Regions from separate parts of the Homo sapiens genome. Here region 2 is linked to region 1. The links are chromatin loops, found by intact Hi-C in ENCODE. Cell type or tissue: OCI-LY7. All regions are shown on one strand. Links, peaks and the distances in the headings refer to the core of each region. The heading gives the core; the rest is flanking DNA.

Evidence for each region. Peaks named below come from ENCODE experiments on the same cell type or tissue, not always from the same donor. Only the 100,000 strongest peaks of a DNase experiment are listed, where the experiment ranks them.
Region 2: a loop joins it to region 1, with 4 times the contacts of the local background. A loop is called at or near these places in 2 of 110 quality-filtered maps.

Annotation. Positions count from the first base shown.
Region 1 is chr21:34,641,069-34,643,980 of GRCh38, forward strand. No RefSeq gene overlaps it. Among named protein-coding and RNA genes, the nearest start is that of CLIC6, 26 kb to the right of the region's middle. RefSeq lists enhancers at 1,259-1,308, 1,319-1,368, 1,629-1,748. In OCI-LY7, for the core only: no CTCF peak of the experiment used is centred there; a DNase peak (open chromatin) is centred at 1,233.
Region 2 is chr21:34,706,514-34,709,425 of GRCh38, forward strand. It overlaps CLIC6 (chloride intracellular channel 6), which reads left to right. Exons shown (of 6, transcript NM_053277.3): 2 at 767-876; 3 at 1,431-1,556; 4 at 2,187-2,293; 5 at 2,844-2,912. Among named protein-coding and RNA genes, the nearest start is that of LINC00160, 29 kb to the right of the region's middle. In OCI-LY7, for the core only: no CTCF peak of the experiment used is centred there; a DNase peak (open chromatin) is centred at 1,698.

The DNA.
Region 1 (2,912 bases), core at 290-2,789:
TAAAGTGGTTACTACAAGTGCCTCAGATGCTGGCAGTGATAATGCATCCTGGGAGGTCTACACTGGTAAAATCGTCACCTAACAGGGGGACGGGCTGTCTGTAGAAGTCTCTAAGATGGGTTGGTCCCTTTGAGGCTGGAAATTAAAAAAAAATAAAATTTAAAAAAAAGTTTTCCTGTATTAGGCTGACTTGTCCCAGAGGCAGCAACAGGCACAGCCCAGACCCAGGAAAGGTCCTAATAATGTTATCTAATGTGCTCTGAAGACTCTCCCAGCACTCCCTCAACATAGAAAAAAAAATTTCCTTTGTTTTATGAAATGAGTTTGTAGGTTCCTCTTCTCTGTAACTAGTGACTTCAAGTATTCTGTTTTCTCTAAGAAGTACAACAAAGGTCATAAGAAGCTTGAGTAGGCCCAAACTACAGCTGCCTGGGCACCATAGTAAAGGTTATAGGATAAGCCCATGCCCAGGCAAAACTAGATAACGGACATCTGGGTTGCTTGGCAACGGTCATGTGCAATCCTGTCTTTGTCCTGCCTCAGTATCCCTGCTTTCATGCCACTGTAAGCTTACTTCAAGCTAGCCCACCCCCTTTTGTAAAGTGTGTATAAAAGTCAGGTGCTGTCTTTGTTCTGGGCCCAGTCTTTTGGACGTTGAGTCAGCTGGGCCCGAGTACACTCAGTAAAAACTCTCCTGTTTCAACCTGAGGTCTCTCTCGTCCTCCTGAATCCTGCACCACCTTCTCCAGATTAATGTAAGCTTGGTCTTAGGAAGTCTCAGTGGACCTACTGAACTTAGGAGAAACCTGTGGCTTAGGCAATATTTAGAACAGCTGAAGAAAGATCAAGGGAACAGCATGGAGTCTAGAATTTTTTTAAAAAGGGAGAAGGTCAGAAAGTGTTGGACACAGCATCTCAGCACCCAGGGCCATTGAGGCTGGCACTGTGTTTTCTGACTTCTCTCATAATCGATGATAAATGCCTCTTTGTACCCCTAGTCCATGTTTTCCAAGAAACCTACTGATTATGAATTGACTTCCCAGATACCTGGATGGCAGAAAAGCAGTGCCTTGGGTGGTAGCCTAGAGTGCCCCGGGATCTGTTACAAAAGTCCATTGCTCAGATCATTAGTAGAGAGGAAAAGGCACCTTGAAGGGCTTGAGAGCAGGTGCAGGGCTCACAGTAAAGCATGGTCCCCACCCACAAGGCAAAGCTTCAGGATGTGAACCCAGACTCATCAGTCACCCACCTGCTGCCTAGTCATGTGTGATGCCTTTGGGGCAGGCTTCCTTCCCTTAATGTGCAGATTCAAGTCCCCACCTGCCTTTGGTCATGTTGTGATTCCTCACAATGTCCAAAGGTCTCAAATCTTTGGCTTGAATGGGCTCACTTCAAAGACCTACAGAGCTGAGCTTGGTATTGAAGCCACAGAATCAAAAGTTTTTGTATCTCAGTTGCAAGACCTGTGAGGCAGAGGTGGTCACTAGAGCCACAGCACGCTAGTGGAACACCAGCCCTGGGACTTTCTCTGTTCTCGCTCACTCCCTCACTTTTCACTTTCTTTAGCCATGGCTGGCTGACAGTGCGTGCAACTTCCAGTCCCTAGGGAACCAAGAAGGAGTGCTCAAACCTACAGCCTCCTGGGTTGGTTCCCAGCTAGGAGAGAGCACCAGCGGCAAGTCCTGCCTGGCTCTGGGTGCTGGGTGCCACCATCACATGTGCCATGGGTGATGGGTGTGGTTGGCTGTGAATGGAAATGCACGTGGTGGAATGATCCCAGGACTCAGCCCTATAGCAGAGACCAGTCTGCACACTTCCTGCCCATGGTGTGGCTGAATGATAGGGAGACAACCACAGTGACCACAGGAATGACTATTACGCCTGGCAATTTATTCAGATATCAGTGAGAGCATTGGATGTCTCTCTAGATGCACGTTAGAGGGTTCAGGCCTATTTTAGTTTATTTTTGAGACTGGGTCCAGTTATGTTGCCCAGGCTGGTCTTGAACTTTTGGGCTCAAGAGATCCTCAGCCTCCTGAGCTGGGATTACATGTGTGCACCACCGCATCTGGCTGGGTTTTTTGTCACAAAAATTGTAGCAAAAGAATTGTACCTATGTTCATTTATTTTACCTTCCAAGTCCTTTTTCCATTACCATTTATGATCTTATAAAATGCCCCCTAGTGAACAAGCCTGGCTGCTAATTTATACCCTTTCCTCTGAAGAGCCCCTCTACGGTAGAAGAGTATTAATGACACTTGCAGGGAAGCATGATGTTGCCATGATATGAATAGCTGGATGTTGCCTTTGGGGGTCAGAACCTAGAGATGATGCTCAGAGTAGACTGCCACTGAGGGACTCAGGGATCCAGGAACAGCCTAGGAAAGAAGAAGACAACAGGAAACTCTAGAATTCTGCTCAGAGACACCATCTCTGCTGTTTTTCTCTGGACTCATTGGAGACCAGAGCTAGAGGTCTCTCATCTCCCTCTTTCCTGGCCTGCGTGTCCCAACACAACGTGTGCTTGCGTGTGTACCCCATCTCACCCTTTTTTACTCTTCTCTCTCTCTTCCTTTTTTCACTTGAAACTGTCCCCTGGAAACCATTCCATAGTGATATAGGGAACAATTACTCACTCATCTCCATTGCGCGCATATATCCTGATTTACTCAACCAGTTTCTAACTTAACCAGTTCCTTATTGACGGACATTTGGTTTGTTTCCTGCCTTTTGCTAATAAAAACAGCACTTCAGTGAGTAGCTTGTGCACATATCTCCTTTGCATTTTTGGCCAGTGTACTTTTGAGAAAGGTTCCTAGGAGTGGGATTGCTGGGTCAAAGAGCAAATGCTTATACAATTTTGCTGGATAACGTCAAACTCCCCTGTATAGTATAATACCACGCAATTCACA
Region 2 (2,912 bases), core at 195-2,694, 65 kb after region 1:
ACACCCGTGTAGCCACCGTGCAGATCAAGACATAGAACAACATTGCCACCACCCAGAAGCCTTCCTTTTGTCCTTCTGAGACAATAGTATCTTCCAGGGACATCTGCTGTTGACTTCCACCATCATAGACAAGTTTGCCCTCTACCTACCCTGAATCATGCAGGAAGCTTTGAGTCTGGTGTCTTTCTCTCAACATTGTGTGTGTGAGATGCACCCACACTGTTGCTTGTATAATAGCTAATTCTTTTCCATTGTGGTGTAGTATCTCAAGGCATGGAAATACTACACTGACACAAGTATTCTACTCTTGATAGTATCTGGGTTGTTTCCAGGTTTTAGCTATTATACCAAAGCTGCTAAGAATAGTTGATCCTTGGAGAGGATCGAGAGATAGAGGGAAGGAAAGGGCGTGTCTTTCTTTTTCACATTGGTGATAAAGGGAGTTCCCATTGCTGCTCCTTCCATCAGTGAGCTGCTGCTCAGAGGCCCAGTGTGGCAGGCAGTGGTGAGGTGGTGGGGAAGGAAGAAAGAAAATGCTCAGTGCAGTGCATACATGTGCATGTGCGTGCGTGTGTGGTGTTCTCTCCCCTAACCCCTACATCCACCGCCAACTCCACATTGAGGCTGGTAAAATGGCCTCAGGAGGATATTCGCAGCATCCTGACCGTTCTTATCAACCTGCAATGATTTTGCATGTGCATGTTGTGGTGTTGGCACTTATAATTGTGAGACTGGCTCAGATAGAAATCTCCTTCTCCACTTGTAGGCTGGTTATGATGGTGAGAGTATCGGAAATTGCCCGTTTTCTCAGCGTCTCTTTATGATTCTCTGGCTGAAAGGCGTTATATTTAATGTGACCACAGTGGACCTGAAAAGGTAAGACAAGGCGTCTGCCTTACTGAAATAACTGTACCTAGTTCTCTGCACACACACACACACACACACACACACACACACCTGAGGCCAACGGTGCTGCATGGGCACGTCCATCCTCAGTCGGAGTCTGAACTGAAGCCCACATGTGGGCCAAGCAGTCATGACAGGGTCGGCTGGGCTGGAGTCAGGAAGGAGGAGGAGTTGGGGGTGCCGTGAAGAACCTGCTTCTCCAGTTGCTGGTCAGCTGTGACTCTCCCAAGCCTGTCTGAGCACCATCCCTGGCTGATAACACTGGGGAGAGTTAACTTTTTCACCTCTGTTTGTTGATATGCCCCTTTGTGCTCCGTATTCACAAAGGGGCACCTCAACAAGCCCATCATTTGTTAATGAATGCCTTTACTTTCATCGCCAGCAAGACATTTTCATAAACCCACCATCTACTTTGCAGTTCTCAAGAGTTGCTTCTCTTAAACTGGTGAGGACGCGGCTAAGCCCTGGAAATGAGTCCAGATTCTCACGGTGGCCCATAAACACTGCTGTTTCCTCCCACCTAGGAAACCCGCAGACCTGCAGAACCTGGCTCCCGGAACAAACCCTCCTTTCATGACTTTTGATGGTGAAGTCAAGACGGATGTGAATAAGATCGAGGAGTTCTTAGAGGAGAAATTAGCTCCCCCGAGGTAGGCCTCAGAAAACCAGTGTTCATAACTTGATTGTCACTTTCCCCCACTAGTAGTCAGTTCTAAAGCTCTGGGCAGTGTGTGTGTGTGTGGTTTTCTGCAGCCCACGGTGCTCACTTCCTTAATCATAACCCTGGTGTAACCAGATTAGAGTTCGGGGACCTGGGTTTCATTGTGCTGCACCTGCAGCTTGGCAATCACAGTTTGATGGCAGGAAGTGGGAGGAGATGGGTCCAGGGTGGGTGGTTGGCTGTATCCTAGACACCCTGCTGGAAGCTATGGAGTATGTGTTAGGAAGAAGTATCATGGATTTTTGGACCTCGGGGGAGCTATTTCTACTCCATCCCCTTCGTTTTACTAGGGAAGCACCTGAGACCAGCAAGGCCAGGTGGGGTCCTGTGTCCCAGAACTGGCCACTGCCAGGAAACAGCAACAATCCAAACCTCTCCGTCCAGTGCCATTCTCCTAGATGTTGTTACTTCCCAACCTTTGAGAGGAAAAGGGTCAGGAAAACGTTGAAGGAAAGCTTTTCATTTTTATGCCCAGAGAAAGCTGTTTTTCTCCATTGTATAGTATTATCTTCACTAAAACATCACTTGTCTGTGATCCTCCAATTTTGAACTTTTCAAGGTATCCCAAGCTGGGGACCCAACATCCCGAATCTAATTCCGCAGGAAATGACGTGTTTGCCAAATTCTCAGCGTTTATAAAAAACACGAAGAAGGATGCAAATGAGAGTGAGTACCTCCCATCCTCCTGTTTTGTTTCAACACAGACTTGAGTCTTAGCATGGCGGCCCATACGCTCCTGGGGTATTCCCATCTATTTCCCAGTGGGTAGAGAAGTGAGTCTGGAGCTACAGAAAAAGTGCCTCCAACTTTGAATCTGCACGTGGGCTTCAAGAGATGAATGCTTCTTTTGAGGCTGGGAACTCAGAAAACAACATTTTTAGGGAAAATAGTCATCACCCAGGTGTTCCGGACACACCATGGGAATCATGTTCAATGATGTTTCTGCCAGTCCACGTCTCCCCACAGGCTTTCCATAAGTATTTTTGAATAAATAAATCACTTCTAGAAGGAGCAATATTGTGTAGACAGCAGTGTGATTTTCCAGGGAGGAGTGAGCCCTTTATTCAGATATTCTACATCCACCTGCTGCCTTCCCAGCACCCATTGCTTGCTGGCCACATCTCAGCGAGGAAGGGAAGCAAACTCCATCACAGCTGGTGAAAAGTGACATGCACTTGCAAACCTCTCTTTGTGATTTCTTGCCCTTCTGTTTTAGTTCATGAAAAGAACCTGCTGAAGGCCCTGAGGAAGCTGGATAATTACTTAAATAGCCCTCTGCCTGATG